Linked DNA regions of Homo sapiens: region 2 is linked to region 1. Evidence: read pairs that join two places in POLR2A ChIA-PET (ENCODE). Cell type or tissue: HepG2. All regions are shown on one strand. Links, peaks and the distances in the headings refer to the core of each region. The heading gives the core; the rest is flanking DNA.

Region 1 (9,758 bases), core at 2,641-7,640:
TGGGCAACGTGGCAAAAACCTGTCTCTACAAAAAATACAAAAATTAGATGGGGCTGGGTTTGGTGGCTCATGCCTGCACTCTCAGCACTTTGGGAGGCCAACATGGGAGGACTGCTTGAGGCCAAGAGTTCGAGACCAGCCTGGGCAACATGGTGAAACCCCATCTCTATAAAAAAAAGTACAAAAAGTAGCCGGGTATGGTGGCATGCACCTTAGTCCCAGCTACTTGGGAGGCTGAGGTGGGAGGATTGCTTGAGCAGGGGAGGGGAAGGTTGCAGTGAGCTAAGATCGCACTGCTGCCTCCAGCCTGGGTGACAGAGTGAGTCTCTGTCTCAAGAAAAAAAAAAAAAAGAAAGAAAACAAAAGTAAAGAAAATGATGGCTAGGTTTTTAAGATGTATTTGGATTGCAAACAAAGTGGGCCTCATATCATCTGGACACAGTTACTTCTATTGATGCTGTCTAGATTTGTGTCTTTAGTAGCTATGACACACTGCTTATTTGTGGTGAGTTTAGGGTTAATTAAGCCCTCCATATATTTTTTATTTGAACTGCATTTCTGAAAATATACTATTTGTATGTTAAAAAAGAGAAGAAAAATGCTTCTGAAGACAGGAATTTATATATATCCTCACTAAATTTAATAATTTGTGTGGTTACTTCATAATTGGCCATCTATAAATGTGATCAAGCATGCCTTCTGTATATAGAGCGAGGCCTGCACTTGCAGAATGCAAAGACAAATTGTCCTGCATTGCCTAATCATTCAGACCAGAAGCCATGGAGGTATATTTGTTTGTTTTTAATCTTTCATCCCCTATGCCCTTTCCTGCAGCACTCTGGAGCTCTCCAAGACAGAGCAAAGTCTGTGGGGAAGGAACCAGGACAGAAATCTACTCTGTTTTGGAGACAAATGGGGCAGCACCTGCAGCTTGGAGGCTGCAGCAGGTTACCAGGAAACACCTGCTTGGTCAGGGGTAGGGAAAGTCATTAGGACTGCTGTCCCAGGACAGAATAAAATACCATCCTCAAATTTCAGAACACTGGTACATTGGGATTTTTACTATAGAATTAAAATTCAATTTCTTTTTTTTTTGAGATGGAACCTTGCTCTGTCACCCAGGCCGGAGTGCAGTGGCGCAATCTTGGCTCACTGCACCTCTGCCTCCCGGGTTCAAGCGATTCTCATGCCTCAGCCTCCCAGGTGGCTGGGATTACAGGCGTGCACCACCACACCCAGTTAATTTTTGTATTTTTAGTAGAGACGGTGTTTTGCCATGTTGGCCAAACTAGTCTTGAACTCCTGGCCTCAAGTGATCCACCTGCCTCGGCCTCCCAAAGTGCTGGGATTGCAGGCGTGAGCCACCACTTCCAGCCTCAATTTCTTACATGAAACCACTTCATGAATTTTTAAAAAACTTACTTGATGTTGGAAGATCCACAGGAAGGGAAGGGGCGGCAGGAGTGCTCTCCTCAGCTCAGTCTCACACCTCCTGGTTTAGTGGGATTGGCATCCACCCTTCCATCTGACTAGCACAAATCAACTTCGAGATATGTTTTTGAGACCGAAATCCTAGCTACCCATATCTCCCTTCTGCCTATCCTGCTCAAAAACTCATACTTACAAATCAATAGACATCCTCCACCCCAACACATGCTCCTCATCTTCAATAAATACTTGTAACTTTGCCTGTGTAATATTCACAAGGACAGTGTTGTACGTGTCTAGCATTGACAGTGCAATAATAAAAACTGCAAGCATGTGGCACTTGTGATGTGCCACCCACTGTTCTAAGCACTTTATAGATGTGAACTCATTTCATGACGTTAATTCATTTCATCCAAAGGACAACAGTCCTGTGTGGTACATAATGTTATTATCTTTGTTTTACAGTTGAGGAAACTGAGGCACAGAGATTAAGTGTTTGTCCAAGGTCACATGGCTAAAAGTGGCAGAGTGGGATTGGAGTTCATGCAGTCCAGCTCCAGTGCTCTTAACCACTATCTTACACTGTCTCACTAAATTGTGGAGGGAGCTGCAATGGATATCTGTGTGGGGTGTGCAGCCCCAGTCCTGGGTTTTCGTCCATAAGCTGTTCTTTGCCAAATGATTTCTAATTATAATAACCAAGAACATGATTACTTTCTTAGGATAGGAACTGCCAGCAGGCTTTAGCTCCTTTCCAGATGAGGAAACGTAGGCTCGGAGTGTTAGTGTAGTCAGGGTCACATAGGGAATAAGTGACAGAAACAAGAATGTGAACCCAGCTCAGGGTGACTTTAGTGTCCAGACACCTCCGCTTAACCTACAATGTCACAATGGTGAGGTCAAATATTCAGAAAGAGCTTAGACACTCTCCATACCCTCTTTTTCATGGGCTAGAGAATACATGGAGGCCTTTCTTCAGGGAAAAAATCATCATAATCATTACCAAAGCATCTTGTCGAAGATCCACTGGGTGCTGGATGCTATAATGTGGGGTTTTTTTAAACTTCAATATGAGGATCCCCGAAAGTATGAGTGTTTCATCATCAACTTGGCAGAAGTTAGCTGAAGGGTATGTAAGCCTCCTGTCCTAAGATAGGTTTCTTCATTTCTTGAGCTGACAGGTTGAATTAAGTTACTGCTTCTCATATATAGCTCTCTGGCTTTTGCTTTAATTTTATTTTTTAAACTGGTGATAGCAGCAATAGGAGGCCCTTGCTTTTAGATCAAGCATAGCTTTATTTTTTTTCAGGATGCAAGTCAAGAGCATAGTTCCTAAAGAACCGTGTGGTGATGTCTGGGATCACTGGGGTGTGCACATTTATTTTATTTTATTTTATTTTATTTTATTTTATTTTATTTTATTTTATTTTATTTTATTTTATTTTATTTTATTTTATTTTTTTGAGACAGAGTTTCGCTTTGTCACCCAGGCTGGAGTGCAATGGCATGATCTCGGCTCACTGCAACCTCTGCCTCCCAGATTCAAGCGATTCTCCTGCCTCAGCCTCCCAAGTAGCTGGGATTACAGGCATGCATCACCACACCCAGCTAATTTTCTATTTTTAGTAGAGACAGGGTTTTGCCATGTTGGTCAGGCTGGTCTTGAACTCCTGACCTCAGGTGATCCACCCGCCTCAGCCTCCCAAAGTGCTGGGATTACAGGCATGAGCCACTGCGCCCAGCCGGGATGTGCACACTTCTATGCATACACATACACCTGGCACAGACAAGCACACGTACTGCCACGTTCATGGTGTGAATCCCTGGAAATAAGGGTGCCGTCAGGGGACCAGCAAGTGCATGGTATGGTCTCCATTCCTGGGTGCATTGATGTGGCCTGCCATGCCCTGCTGGGTTGAGGTGGGCCTGTTCTGTCTGCTCTGAGTCCTGGCTGGGTCAGTCTTTCCAGGAGTGTGGGGATACGGTTTCTATCAGGCATGCCCAACATATCCCCCTGGTCTTGGATCAGCAGGGCAGGCTGGCAGGAATGCCTACCTCAGAGCCCCTAAGCAGGGTTTAGGTCAGTGACCTCTCCACTCCCCACCTTGGCCAGCAGTCCTCCAGCAACGATGCCAAGGATGCTTATTTGTTTGTTTGTTTATTTATTTATTATTTTTTTTTGAGATGGAGTCTTACTCTGTCGCCCAGGCTGGAGTGCAGTGGTGCGATCTCAGCTCACTGCAACCTCCGCCTCCCAGGTTCAAGTGATTGTCCTGCCTCAGCCTCCCAGGTGGCTGGGATTGCAGGTGTGTGCCACCATGCCCAGCTAATTTTTGTATTTTTAGTGGAGGCGGGGTTTCACCATGTTGCCCAGGCTGGTCTCAAACTCCTGATCTCAGGGGATCCGCCCACCTTAGCTTCCCAAAGTGCTGGGATTACAGGCGTGAGCCACCGCGCCCAGCCCCAAGGATGCTTTCTTAGGTCAAAAGGGAAAGCATTGTTGCTGCCCTGTGGCCAGGCAAACAAGCTGCTGGCTTTGAAGTCACAGGGGATTTGCTCAGGCTGGAGTTGGGAGTCTGAAGGAGAGGCCTCCATGCCTTCCTGAAGCCTCACTGCGTTTATTAACTCCACCTGCCTACCCGGGCCTGGTGTGTTTGATGTCTCGGGAGAAGCAGGAGGAGGGAGGCATGCTCTGGGGGTCCTCCGAGGGACATCTTTCAGCCCCTGCTGAGCCTGCCATCCCACCTGGTCTGAACAGAAGGAAAACCAGGCCCAAGTCCAGAAGGGCTAGTGACAGGCCTGTAGTGAAGGGGACACCTAGTCCCCCTCCCTTCAAGGTAGTTTACAGGAGTGTGTTCCAGGGCCAGTTGGAGAGCAGGCTGCTTCCCTTGGTCATTGTCTTTATTCAGGTGGCATCCGGTGAGAATGAAAGTCAAGGGAAGACTTGAAGAGAGAAAGAGGCATCCAGAGGCAGCACTGGTGCCTTAAGGGGCCACAGCAGGTCTCTCCACTTTGCCCTGAGGTCCCCAATCACGCCTCTGCCAGGTGCCTCCCCAACTCCTGCCCCATGCTTCACCCCTTCTCCCCACCAAAGCAGCATGAGTGGGCAATTTGCCATTTCCCAGCGACAGCTCAGAAGCCTTAGGTAATGACCAGAGACATTCCCCACCCACCCCCTACTCACACTCAATAAAATGCACTGATGAGGAATCCATGGAGTGGGGAAGAAAGTTCTAGAGAGCAGGAGCCTGCGTAAAACAATGCTCGCCTCTCTGGGCTTGCCTTGCCCCAGGATTTCACTATGTTCCAAATCATGTTTTATTACCTTTCAGGGTTGGGCCATGGGAATGGGATAAGAAGCAAAGCATTATTATTAACCAGTTCCATGTCCCATACAATATTAGCCATGAATAGCTCCATCTCTCCCCCACAATTTCCCTATCAGCCACATTCTAATGCCCCCCACCCCCAACACCGCTCTCTAGTCTGTCTGTCTGCCTGCTCCCCCTGCCCCTGACATGTTGCAATTCAGAAAGAGCTTGTTTATGATAAGACCTTGAAATCTGGAGTTATAAATCCTGCCCAGGGCGGCCGCCCTATCTCTGTGCTAATGCTTGTGGTGCCAAAAGGAGGCTCACCTGGTTGTGACCCAGTCCCTCTTACTCCCTGAGGAGTTCCCTGCTCCTCCTCTGCAAACACAGGACAATGGGCAAATGGGAGTTACCTGTTCCAACAGGTGTTAGCTGGGCCTCACTTTCCTACAGGGTGATGAGAAGGTCACCCTCTGGCCCGCCCACGCTGGGCATTCCTGTGACTGTGAAAGCCCACCTTCGAACATGACCCTCCCTCTCCCCCACCCTCCCATGACTTCAGCTACAGGAGACTGAGCCCACCTCAATGGCTTTAAAAGTCCCCACTTGAAGCTTCTGAGTCCACCAACTAGAGAGCAGGCAGCACCTGCACTGGCTGGAGGGCCCTTGTGCTGCCTCTTTATTCTGTACAGGCCTCTGTCATTGTGTTTACACCATATTGCAGTTGGCAGTTGTTAGCCTTCCCTACTAAGCTATGGGCCCCTTAAGGGAAGACACTGTTTCTGATTCATCATTGAATTCCTAGGCCCAAAAGACTGCACAGAACATAAATATTTGTTAAATGACTAGGTGAATGGTGTCATCATTACCAGCACATATTTCTTCAGGGTATCTTATGTGCAGCGAACCTGCTAAGCAGTAGGGATACAAAGATTAATTGGACACCATTCCCACTCTCAGGGGCTTATGCTGGAGTCGGGGAGACCCACTGAAGCTTCACTTCCCTAGAGGTCAGAGGAAGAGCTGGATCTGGGGACCCCAGGAAGCTGCTTTGACAACCAGAGGCCTAGGGTCTTGGGAAAGTTTGCCCAGAGTGAACTTACCACAGATGCCAGAGACTCAGATACCTACTCACCATTGGTCTTGGTACATTCCAGAGTGGAGGTGATAACTTGCCAACTAACAGCATGTGGAGCCTTTTCCTTTGTGACTTGTATCCTCCTCTCAACAATGGGAATAAAAGTAATTTCTAGTATCTTCACTTGGAATGGATTTTTCAGCCCTTTAGCTCTGGGAAGAAAAGAAGTGAAACTGGCCCCCACTGGGCCCTAGCTGGAGCTGTACTTGTTAGCTCTGCCCCATACCATTTGGTTTAGGCTGCCTGTGGATTTGAGGCCACAGCTGCCTCCACCCTCAGGAGGAAGGAACGAGGAGGTCCAGGCATCTGTCTGGAGTTCAGTTCATCCCAACACACATTAATTGAATGCCTCATCTGTGCCAAGCATGCTGGACAGTGGGAATAGAGAAATTAACATCGTGGGTGTAGCTCCTCCTTTCAGACAGGGACTGATATCTCTGAGAACCTGTGGGAAGAAGGACAACCAGTTGATCTCTTGAGGACTGAGAGTCAGCCCACATGATATGAGAGGCTGTTGCATCCCAATGCCATTGTCTCATGGAGGGGACCTTTACTGTGTGGAGTGGGGGCCTAGCAGTGTATGTGTGGGCAGTGTGGTGCAGTGTCCATGGGTGGTGTTTTCTGTGTGGCTGTTTGCAGTCAGCGCTTTTGAAGCTTTTCATGTGAAGTACCATTAGTGGCAGAGAGTGAATTCACACTTCACAAGGGGCATGGGGTTTTAGATCACTGCACACAGAAACTTTCTTCGAAGCCCCATGTTTTGTCTTAAAAGTATGTTTAGGCTGCGCATGGTGGCTCACGCCTGTAATCCCAGCACTTTGGGAGGCCAAGGCAGGTGGATCACGAGGTCAGGAGATTGAGACCATCCTGGCTAACACGGTGAAACCCCGTCTCTACTAAAAATACAAAAAATTAGCTGGGTGTGGTGGCGGGCGCCTGTAGTCCCAGCTAGTCGGGAGGCTGAGGCAGGAGAATGGCGTGAACCCGGGAGGCGGAGCTTGCAGTGAGCCGACATTGCGCCATTGCACTCTAACCTGGGCAACACAGCAAGACTCCGTCTCAAAAAAAAAAAAAAGTACATTTAAATTTTCTATTTTCTACCATAATCCATCTGTTTGCTTTTATTGAAAAATGCAGTTAACATTTCTTATATCTGAATAAAATGGACATTCCAGGAAGATAAGCCATCTTTCCTGTGACTTCTTGCAACCTCTGGCTCACAGCCCTATTACCCTAGCTTGAGAAGCTTGCCTTTTGGGACATCAGGCCCAGATGTACCACATTCAGGGTGCCACCCCAAAGTGGATTTCTAACACACTTGCATGGTCCATGCCCGTGACCTGGAAACACTGTTCTGGATTTGGCCTATGCTGCCCTGGTCACACACTCCTTCAGTCAGACCCCACAGGACCATCCCTCCACCTCTCGGCTTATCCTGGTCCCTACAGCAGGGTTTGGAGATCAGGTGGCCAGTGACCATATTCCCCAGATGTCTGGGGCAATGGCCATCAATCTTTTTGTAGTCTCCTTCACAGAGAATGAGTAGGGCAGAAGCAGCAGTGAGCATGGGATCCTGAGGGGAGTTCACAACAACTAACACGGCCAGGTGCGGTGGCTCACGCTTGTAATCCGAGCACTTTGGGAGGTCAAGGCGGGCGGATCACCTGAGGTCAGGAGTTCGAGACCAGCCTGGCCAACATGGTGAAACCCTGTCTCTCCTAAAAATACAAAAATGAGGCATGGCGGCACATGCCTGTAATCCCAGCTACTTGGGAGGCTGAGGCAGGAGAATCGCTTGAACCCAGGAGGCAGAGGTTGCAGTGAGCCGAGATTGCACCACTGCACTCCAGCCTGGGAGACAGAATGAGACTCTGTCTCAAAAACAAAAACAAAAACAACTAACAGCTAATGCAGATACTTGAACTAATTATCTATCTAAAGGGTCCTGGTCTAGGGATTGTTCTCACAACTGCCTTGGTAGCTTTAGTACAATGCCCCGTTTAGTGTTCCCTGACACAATTGCTTTATCTGTATGAGGAAACGGAGTAAAGACTACATTTTATCTGGTAATGGAGAAGTTCTATGATCCCAAGTCCATATAGGTTTATTATGGATTCACCGTATTAGTGTTTTTTAAGTTTTTAAAGAAGTGTGATGCCCTCATTTTTTTCACTCACACATTAATGCATTTTCTTATTTATTCAACAAGTCTTTATACAGAACCTACTATGCTTCAGGCACTGTATGAAGTCCTGGAGATATAGTGGTAAGCAAGAATGGCATGGTCTGGGCCCCCTTAGAATTTGCAAGTGAGAGACAAAATTAAACAAATGGTCTCCATGGAAGCAAACAAAGCAAGTTCAAATGGGGCAAGCCCAGGGCTTTCTTCTGCTGACTGCTCCTGGATGTTCTGCCCAATAGCCTAAGAACACAGTTAGTAGGTCCTGGACTAAGTCAGGGATAACAATAGATTGTCTATGATTCCTCATATGGAAAGTAAAAACAAACGTAAAATGAAATTCACCTCCAAGTCCCTCCTCCTGCTCGACTGCCCCAGAGAAAATGCACCAAACCTTAAGTGTGCAAACACACTTAAGAATAAGGAAATTCATTATTTCATTTAGTCCTCAAATTAGGGCTGTGAAGTTAAGTGCCATGATTCTCTCCATTTCAAAGATACAGAACCTGAGACCTTAGGGAGGTGAAGCTCACCTGGCCAGGATGGGAGTAAGATGGAGTTTACAAATAGGGTGGGGAGGAGGAAGCTTTGGGGCATGACTCTTTTGAGACAGGGTCTCACTTTGTCACCTAGGGTGGAGTGCCGTGGCATGATCTTGGCTCTTGGCTTACTGCAACCTCCGCCTCCTGGGTTCAAGGGATCGTTCCACCTCAGCCTCCCAAGTAGCTGCGACTACAGGTGCATGCCACCACACTTGGCTAATTTGTGCTAGGATTACAGGCATGAGCCACCGTGCCTGGCATCTCTTGATTTTACTGAACAGTGCTGGGCTGGAGGCTTCCAGTGACTCTCCAGACAGACCCCTGTGGTTCTGGAGACTCTGCCACTGCCCCTTATCTTTCCTCCCCATGGCGCACACGGATTTGATGGCTCTAGGTGCTAAAAACTCTGGACTCTAGAACTCAGCTAAGGAATTGCAGAGCTGATGGGACAGTGGAAATGTGGGCAACGTGTCCGAACAACCCACAGCCCTGCCTCCTCCTCCCCAGACTGACCAATGACCCTAAGCCCTGAATGGATTTTTCCTTTTTTTTTTTTTTGAGATAGAGTCTCACTGTGTCGCCCAGGCTGGAATGCAGTGGCGCAATCTCGGCTCACTGCAACCTCTGCCTCCTGAGTTCAAGTGGATTCTCCTGTCTCAGCCTCCTGAGTAGCTGGGATTACAGGAGCACACCACTGCGCCCAGCTATTTTTTTTTTTTTTTTTTTTTGTATTTTTAGGAGAGACAGGGTTTCGCCGTGTTGTCCAGGCCGGTCTTGAACTCCTGACCTCAAATGATCCGCCCGCCTCAGCCTCCCAAAGTGCTGGGATTACAGGCATGAGCCACCGTGCCCGGCCCTATTGGATTGTTCCTAAGAAACTTGGCATGGCTTTGGCAACTGACAATCCTGACAAAGGATTATCACTTCCGCCCTTCGCCTTTGGAGTATCTTCATCTAAGCCTTCACTGCCCTTAAAGGAAAATTCAGCTGAATTTGGAATGAATGAGGTTGTACAGCTAATCATGTTTAGAGTCACCTTCCTATGACATTAAGGCCTCCAGGAGAGTCATTGAAAAGTCTGTGAGGTCTGCTAATTCTATTGAGAGTGAGGAATGTGTTTATTCTTCCAAGGGGCAAAGATCCCCCACTCAAAATGACGC
Region 2 (9,758 bases), core at 2,316-7,315, 210 kb after region 1:
CACTGCAAGCTCCGCCTCCCGGATTCACGCCATTCTCCTGCCTCAGCCTCCCAAATAGCTGGGACTACAGGCGCCTGCCACCACACCTGGCTAATTTTTTGTATTTTTTAGTAGAGACGGGGTTTCACCGTGTTAGCCAGGATGGTCTCGATCTCCTGACCTTGTGATCTGCCCGCCTCAGCCTCCCAAAGTGCTGGGATTACAGGCGTGAGCCACCGCGCCCGGCCCAAAACCATTATAATTCTTAAGGAAACAGAGAATGAAAGTACATGACAAAAATAAAACATACGTCAGGAGATGGACAAGTGAATTTACAGTATCCTAAGAGTTTCAGAGGATTCAGAAAGAGGAAAGAAGCACATAGTAACATTAACTTTTTAAAAAGCTAATAGAGAGGGTAGAATGGAACGAGTGGAACAAACCAGAATAGGAAAGACAAATACAAAACATTTAATAAGATGGGAGGCTTACACCAGGTGCAGTGGCTCATTCCTGTAATCCCAACACTCTCAAAGCTGAGGCAGGAAGATCACTTGAGCCCGGGACTACAAAGCTGCAGTGAGCTAGGATCCTGCTACTTGCACTCCAGCCTGAACAACAGAATGAAAACCTGTCACTTAAAAAAAAAAACAAAACTTTGGAATAGTGAAGGCCTTTCTAACTAATAACTCAAAATACTGACATCATGAAAGACTAATAAATTGTACAAAATTAAAATCAAAAACCCATGCATGGTAAACAAATTTTTTAAAAAGCACAATATAAATAAAGACTAACCAGATGGGCAAAAATTAGTCCAACTCATATCAAAACAGCATAATAACATATAAGGGGCTCCTTATGGATGCTCCAATAAATCAAACTAAAAAGATCAACAACTGTGGCTGGGCATGGTGGCTCACGCCTGTAGTCCCACCACTTTGGGAGGCTGAGGTGAGTGGATCCCATCTCTACTAAAAATTAAAAAGTCAGCTGGGCCTGGTGGCGTGTGCCTATAATCCCAGCTATTCAGGTGAGTGAGGCAGGAGAGTCCTTTGAACGGGGGAGGCAGAAGCTGCAGTGAGCCAAGATCAAGCCACTGTACTCCAGCCTACATGACAGACAGAGACCATCTCAAAAAAAAAAAAAAAAAAAAAAAGATCAACAACCAAGTCAAAAAGCAGACCACAGAAGAGAAAAAAACAAATTGCTCTTCAAACTGTTAAAAGATGTCAACTTCACTAATATTAAGAGAAATGCAAAACGACTGCTTGGATATACAAACTTTCACCTGTTAGGTAAGCAAAGGTATAAGGAACAGCTTTTTTATTCATATATTGGTAAAACTGGGAACATATATTGGTAAAACTACAGGGAGAATAACTTGGGACTATCCATCAAAATTAATTGCAAAACTCCTTTGACCCAATGTTTCCACCTACGGAAATTAATAATCCTATAGATATACTTGTATACCAGCAAAATGACATATATAAAAGAGTTAGTCATCAAAGTAGATCAGAAAGTGCATCAACAACTGATTGATTAGATAACATGGTTAAAAAGGAAAAAAAAGGCTCTATACTGATAACAGGATAAATTGTTCATGCCGGGTGCGGTGGCTCACGCCTGTAATCTCAGCACATTGGAAGGCCGAGGCAGTAGGATCATTTGGGGTCAAGAGTTCAACACCAGCCTGACCAATATTGTGAAACCCCATCTCTACTAAAAATATAAAAATTAGCTGGGCGTGGTGGCGCATACCTGTAATCCCAGCAACTTGGGAGGCTGCAGCAGGAGAATGGCTTGAGCCGGGAAGGTGGAGGTTACAGTGAGCGGAGACTGCACCACTGCACTCCAGCCTGGGTGAATGAGCGAAGCTTCAAAAAAAAAGAAAATTGAAGAAAAAAGAAAAGAAAAGTCTCAAAAAAAAGAAAAAAGATAAATTGTTCAGTGAAATAAATTAAGACGCAGAAGAGTATATAATATTAACCCATTTGTATAAAGATGGAGGGAGTAAAGAAGTATTTGTCCATTCACATCTGAATATGCAAAAGAAACCTAGAAAGATATGCAAGAAAGTAAATAATTATAAGGTAGCAGGAAAGCTATTGATAAACTGGGCAGATGGGGAAGAGGAGTAACAGGAAGGGTTTTCAATATATTTTTAAATTTTGTACAATCTGACTGTATAACATAGTCTGAAGATTAAACTGTATAATATATATAGCTAGCCAAAATGATTGTATTTTTCCCATTTATTCACACCATTACTCTAGTCTATGCCAAAACTACTTTAGAGGTGGCTACCCAAAATGGAGAAGAGTATAGTATCTACTTTTTTTAGCTGCCGCATCATGTATGCCATGGCTTAATAAACTCACGTCTACACATTTCAGAACAGTACTGAGCTACATGTACAAAAATACGAGTTCTCTAACAAAGATAACTAAAAGTAGAGAAGAAAATGAGTAATGCACAAGGGTCCATAGGAAAGCATACCAAAATGTGATACAGAAGTCAGCATTTCTTTTTTTCTTTTCTTTTTTTTTTTTTTGAGACAGGGTCTCACTCTCACCCATCTCAGGGACTGAAGTACAGTGGTGTGACCATGGCTCAATGCAGCCTCCACCTCCCACGCTCAAGCCATCCTCCTGCTCAGCTTCCCAAGTAGCTGGAACTACAGGCACGTGCCACCATGTGGAACTAAGTCTTTTTATTTTTATTTTTTATATTTACTTTTGCAGAGACCAAGGTCTCCCTATGTTGCCCAGGCTGGTCTCAGGCTCCTACGCTCCAGTGAGCCTCCTACCTTGGCCTCTCAAAGAGCTGGGATTACAGGTGTCAGGCACCCAGCCTAAAAGTCAACATTTCTTTATATTCCAGCCACAAAGATCCTCAGAGTTAAATGAAATTAACATTCACTAGAAACATCATCTGTCTAGAGATATACAAAACAGAAAAAAAGAATCTAAAACAACAGATTTTAGGTCTAACAACAACAACAACAAAATGTGGCTCATTTTTCAAAAAAAATTCCTAACACAAGAAACTATATCCATTTAACAAAATACACTTTCTTTTTTTTGAGACAGTCTCCTTCTGTCATGGAGGCTAATGGTCAATGGTGCAATCTCAGCTCACTGGAACCTCTGCCCCCCAAGTTCAAGTTTTTCTCCTGCCTCGGCCTCCCAAGTAGCTGGGACTACAGGCATGCATCACCACGCCCAGCTAATTTTTCTATTTTTAGTAGAAACCAGGTTTCACTATGTTGGCCAGGCTGCTCTCGAACTCCTGACCTCAGGTGATCCACCACCCTCGGCCTCCCAAAGTGCTGGGATTACAGGTGTGAGCTACCTCGCCCAGCCAAAAAAATAAGAATTTTAATTAGAAGTATGTATTTAATAAATCATTCTGCATAAAGTAGCCAATGCTTAAGTTTGTCCACAAAGTAGAAAAATTGTGGGTCAATACATAATAATGATTCATAAATTATAGCCACTACTGTTAAAAATGAGTAGAAAACACTGTTTAATTTGATGAAATAAAATAAACTACCAGATATTTGAAAATACTCCACCGCCCCAGTTTTCAATAAAAATTTTTTCAAGAAATCTCTGCACTTACCCCCATTATCTGTTCTTTTTAAAGCTCCATCCTTATGGGGACAAAGTTCACATCTCTATAAACAAGAAAAGAAACACGTAATGAAGAAATATTTCAGATTATCAAAAATGTAATATCTTCCCTGCAACTTCAAAACTACTGAAAATGTGAGAGCAGCATTTGTACTAGTTGCCCCCCAAGAATATTTAGGAACATTCTTCACAAACAGTTGTTCTTGACGACATGTGATCTTCTTCAGCGAACAAGTAATTTTTTTAAAGTACATTTTAACTTTTAAACTCCTGCCACGGGCCAGGCACGGTGGCTCATGCCTGTAATCCCAGGACTTTGGGAGGCCGAGGCGGGCAGATTACCTGAGGTCGGGAGTTCGAGACCAGCCTGACTAACATGGAGAAACCCCGTCTCTACTAAAAATAAAAAATTAGCCAGGCGTGGCGGCGCATGCCTGTAATCCCAGCTACTGGGGAGGCTGAGGCAGGAGAATTGATTGAACCCGGGAGGCAGAGGTTGCGGTGAGCCAAGATCGCGCCGTTGCACTCCAGTCTGGACAACAAGAGTGAAACTCCATCTAAAAGAAACAAAACAAAACAAATCCTGCCACAAGTTTTTAAATCTTACATTAATAAAAACACAAAGATGCTGGGATTATTTACCTGGGGAGCGGGAGAAAAAAACAAAAAAGTCCTCTCAACACAGGAATGGGGCAAGGTTTTTAACATCTGCCTGTTACCTGTTTACTTCCTGTTTTATGGTCAGCTAGGATGACCGCAGTCAAGTGGGTCTGGTTTCTCTTAAAGAGCCAAACTCAAGAATTTAGAATTTGAATTTAAGTGGCAAGAAATGATCTCATGCATGCTGATTTCCCTTCTGAAAGGAATTAGGCTAATCAGCTATTATTATTCAAACACAGTGGTACTCAAAATTTATTGTGGATTCCTCTCCCTCCCATCCTCAGAATTTAAAAGCAGAAATAAATGTAGAGCCAGTACTACTACTTCTTATGAAACACAGTAAGTTTCAATGGCATTGTCTTACTATGAAGAATATGTTCCTGAAAGTCGCACTTGAGTATTATTTATATCCCACTTTGTTTCCAAAAGAAGTTTTCCAGCATACAGTATCGTAATATAGGCCGGGCACAGTGGATCACACCTGTAATCCCAGCACTTTGGGAGGCTGAGGTAGGCAGATCGCTTGAGCCCAGGGGTTCCAGGGCAGCCCGGGCAACATGGCAAAATTCCACCTCTACAAAAAAAAAAAAAAAAAAAAAAATAGTTGGGTGTGGTGGTGGTGCACCTGTAGTCCCAGCTACTCGGCAGGCTGAGGCGGGCTGATCAATTGAGCCCAGAAGGTCAAGGCTGCAGTGAGCCATGATTGCACCACTGCATTCCAGCCTGGGTGACAGAGTGGACCCTACCTCGAAAAAACAAAAACAAACAAACAAAAAAATGTGTGTGTATACATATATGTGTGTGTGTGTGTTGATTATATATGTATATATACACACACACATTTTATATATACACACACTATATATACACACACCATATATACACACCCTACATATAAATATATATACACTTACATACATATATAAATTACAACAAAAATTAGAGTAGAAAATTAAGTTGAAATAGTTTTAAAAGTACAGAAGGCATAAGCCATAAAAGCCTACTGAGGCTGGGTGCAGTGCCTCACACATATAATCGCAGCACTTTGGGAGGCCAAAATGGAAGGACCACTTGAGGTGAGGAGTTCGAGACCAGCCTAAGCAACAAAGTGAGACCTCATCTCTACAAAAATAATTTAAAAAAAAAATAGAGCCTATTTGCCAGGTGCGGTGGCTCACGCCTGTAATCCCAGCACTTTGGGAAGCCGAGGTGGGCGGATCACGAGGTCAAGAGATCGAGACCACCCTGGCCAACATGGTGAAACCCCATCTCTATTAAAAATACAAAAAATTAGCTGGGCATGGTGGCACGTGCCTGTAGTCCCAGCTACTTGGGAGGCTGAGGCAGGAGAATCACTTGAAACCGGAAGGCAGAGGTTGCAGTGAGTCGAGATCACGCCACTGCACTCCAGCCTGGGCAACAAGAGCGAAACTGTGTCTCAAAAAAAAAAAAAAAAAATTACAGAGGCTATTGATAAAGTTTGGATATTTGTGCCTCCAAATCTCATGTAAAAATATAATCCCGATGTTGAAGGTGGAGCCCAGCAAAAGGTGTTTGGGTAATGGGGGCAGAACCCTCATGAATGTCTTGGTGTTTTCCTTGTGGTAATGAGTGAGTTTCTTGCTGTTGTTAGTTCACGTGAGATCTGATTGGTAAAAAGAGCCTGCCATCTAGCTCCCTCCCCTCACCATGTGACACTCCTGGTCCCTATGCCCACTCCCCCATAAGTAAAAGCTTCCTCAGCCCAAAGATGGTGGTAGTATGCTTGTACTGCCTACAGAACTGTGAACCAAATAAACCTCTTTTCTTTATATTAATAATCTACCCAGTTTCAGGTATTCCTTTATAGCAACACAAAACAGACTAATACTGCTGTATTTCTTGCCTTTCAGTATTTCACTCTCCTGATTTTCCCTCTTTGGTGGCACCTTTCTGATCACCCTATCAAACCTTTAAATGGTGAAGTTCCTCAGGGTTCTGGCCTAAGATGTCATCTCTCTTTTTTTTTTTTTTTGAGACAGAGTCTTATTCTGTCGCCCAGGTTTGAGTGCAGTGGCGTGATCTCGGCTCACTGCAAGCTCCACCTCCTGGGTTCAGGACATTCTCCTGCCTCAGCCTCTGAGTAGCTGGGCCTACAGGCACCCACCACCATGCCCAGCTAATTTGTTGTGTTTTTAGTAGAGACGGGGTTTCACTGTGTTAGCCAGGATGGTCTCGATTTCCTGACCTTGTGATCCGCCCGCCTCGGGCTCCCAAAGTGCTGGGATTACAGGCATGAGTCACCGCGCCCGACCAAGATGTCATCTTATTTCACGTGAAACACTAGGTAATCTTATTCACTGTCCAAATTTCCATTACCAACTAAATTATAAAAATATAACAGTGACTCCCAAATTTTATCTATTTGTGTCTGTCCTCAGGGTCAGGTATAAACTCTATATGCTACATAAACACTTTATTTTATTTTATTTTGAGATGGAGTCTGTTGCCCAGGCTGGAGTGCAGTGGCTTGATCTCAGCTCACTGCAACCTCCAACACCAGGGTTCAAGCAATTCTCCTGCCTCAGCCTCCCAAGGAGCTGGGATTACAGGTGTGTGCCACCACTTCCATCTAACTTTTTCTATTTTCAGTAGAGATGGGGTTACGTCATGTTGCCCAGGTTGGTCTCAAACTCCTGGCCTCAAGTGATCTACCCACCTCAGCCTCCTAAAGTGCTAGGATTACAGGCGTGAGCCACCGCACCACCCAGCCTACATAGACACTTGAAACGCTCCACAATTTATGACAAAACCTGCTCTTCCTGCTCTTTCCATATATTGGTAATGATATTTTCAATGACACATTGCTCATGCGAGACACCAAGTATATATAATCTTTGACCACTTCATACCTTACTCCCTAACCTCACTTTTAATCCATAACTGTATTGTGCCCTTCCTCTTCTGAAATACTAGTGAGAGCTGCCTATCTCTCTCCATCTCCACTATCACCCTACTTAAAGCCAGCATCGCCTTTCATCGGGACCACTTCAGTCACCTCTTAAATGCAGTAGACCCCAGTTATCCATGGGAGAAACATTCTAAGAACCCCAGTGGACGTCTGAAATGACAAATGGTACTGAGCACTTGATTCTGTTTTTTGCTATACATACATACCTATAAAAAAGTTGAATTTATAAATTAGGCACAGTAACAGATTAACAATAATAATAAAATACAACAGGCCAGATGTAGTGGCTCAAGCCTATAATCCCAGGACTTTAGGAGGCTGAGTTGGGCAGATCACCTGAGGTCAGGAGTTTGAGACTAGCCTGGCCAACATGGTGAAACCCCATCTCTACTAAAAATACAAAAAAATTAGCGAATGTGGTGGCGCACACCCGCAGTCCCAGCTAAGCAGGAGGCTAAGGCACAAAAAGCAACTCAACCCGGGAGGTTGCAGTGAGCCAAGATCGTGCCACTGCCCTCCAGCCTGGGTGACAGAGAGAGGCTCCAACTCAAAAACAATTTCAAAAATTTAAAAAAAATTATAACAATCTACTATAAAAAAGTTATGTGAATGTGGTCTCTCTCAAAATACAGTCTGCATAAAAACAACCACATATACGATGGTGGCCCCATGAGATTAAATGGAACTGAAAAATTCCTATTGCCTAGTGACATAATGATGTAATAGCCATAGTAACATGACAGAGCAAATTTTAAAATAAATTTAGTGTACATTAAGTGCACAATGTTTATAAAGTCTATGGTAGTTGTAGCAGTCCATTCTCTCACTGCTATAAAACTACCTGAGACTGGGCAATTTATAAAGAAAAGAGGTTTAATTGACTCATGTTCCACATGGCTGAGAAGGCCTCAAGAAACTGTCAGTCACAGTGAGAAGGGAAGCAAGTACGTCTTACATGGCAGCAAGCAAGAGAAAGAGAATGTGTACATAGGAAAAAAACCACCACTTTCAAAACCATCAGATCTCCAGAGAATTCACTCACTATCACAAGAACAGGATGGGGGAAACTGCCCCCATTATCCAGTCACCTCCCTCCTTCAACACATAGGGATTATAATTCGAGATGAGATTTGGGTGGGGATACACAGCCAAACGCTATCAGTAATGTACAATAATGTCCCAGGCTTTCACATTCACTCACCACTTACTAACTGACTCACCCAGAACAACTTCTAGTCCTGCAAGCTTCATTCATGGTAAAGCCCTATACAAGTGCAATTTTTTTTTATCTTTCATATCATTATTTTAGGTGTACCTTTTCTATGTTTAAAAATACAAATACTTACCATTATGTTAAGTTGCTTACAGGATTCAGTAATGAAATGTACAAGTTTGCAGCCTAGGAGCAATAGGCTATACCATGTAGCCTAGGTATGTAGTAGGCTATACAATATAGCTTTGTTTAAGAACATTCTAAGATGATTGTGCAATGACGAAATCACCTAATGAGGTATTTCTAAGAACATACCTCCCTCCTGCATTACACAACACATGATTCTACCTCACTGTACTCACCTATTTTCAGAGGGGTTGACCATGGGTAACTAAAACCAAGGGAAGAAAAACCGCAGATAATGGAAAATGGCTGTAGTCTCCAAATATTCACTCTCAACCAACTATCACCAATCTGCAGAATGAACTTTTCACAACACAACGAACTTCAGAAATGCAATCCAAATATACCACTGCCCACTTGAAAACACTTCAATAGGCCGGGTGCAGTGGCTCAAGCCTGTAGTCCCAGCACTTTGGGAGGCTGAGGGGGGACGGATCATGAGGTCAAGAGATCAAGACCATCCTGGCCAACATGGTGAAACCACATCTCTACTAAAAATGCAAAAATCATCTGGGTGTGGTGGTGCGCACCCATAGTCCCAGCTACTCGGGAGACTGAGGCAGGAGAATCGCTTGAACCCAGGGGGTGGAAGTTGCAGCGAGTCGAGATCGCACCACTGCACTCCAGCGTGGCAACAGAGCGAGACTCCGTCTCAAAAACAAAAAAACAAAACAAAACAAAACAAAAACACTTCAATAGTTTCCCTATATCATATAGCCTTTTCTTATCTCCACCACCTTCTCTCCTTCCAACATTTCACTTCATGGGCAACACTGGCTTTTTCTTCTTTCAATTCTATAAATTTGCCAGAGCTCATTCTCACTTCAAAGGCTTTTAACGGGTTAGTTTGACTCTAAATGGAATATTGTCATTCACTGTACCCTCTTTTTCAGCTGGGTAATTTCTATGTATCCGGCAGGTCCTTGCTTAAAGCCACTTCATCAAAGACAATGTCTCTGAATCTCCAGATGAGGTTAGGTGCCATATGATGATTTACCTATGCTTTCCTTCTTGGGATATATTACAATTGCAATTAGCTATTTATGTAATTAAGTTAACTCCTCTGCTAGATTAGAAGCTCCATTTCATGGCTGTAGCTACCCCTAACATCAGGCACATTATCTAGGCACAATAA

What was found. ChIA-PET counts read pairs that join two places held together with the same protein. Peaks named below come from ENCODE experiments on the same cell type or tissue, not always from the same donor. Only the 100,000 strongest peaks of a DNase experiment are listed, where the experiment ranks them.
Region 2: POLR2A ChIA-PET joins it to region 1 with 5 read pairs; 1 of 35 experiments calls an interaction of 5 or more read pairs at or near these places.

The regions. Positions count from the first base shown.
Region 1 is chr17:37,666,488-37,676,245 of GRCh38, forward strand. No RefSeq gene overlaps it. Among named protein-coding and RNA genes, the nearest start is that of DDX52, 28 kb to the left of the region's middle. In HepG2, for the core only: no CTCF peak of the experiment used is centred there; DNase peaks (open chromatin) are centred at 3,954 and 5,524.
Region 2 is chr17:37,880,355-37,890,112 of GRCh38, forward strand. It overlaps the pseudogene YWHAEP7. Among named protein-coding and RNA genes, the nearest start is that of TBC1D3K, 39 kb to the right of the region's middle. In HepG2, for the core only: no CTCF peak of the experiment used is centred there; a DNase peak (open chromatin) is centred at 4,987.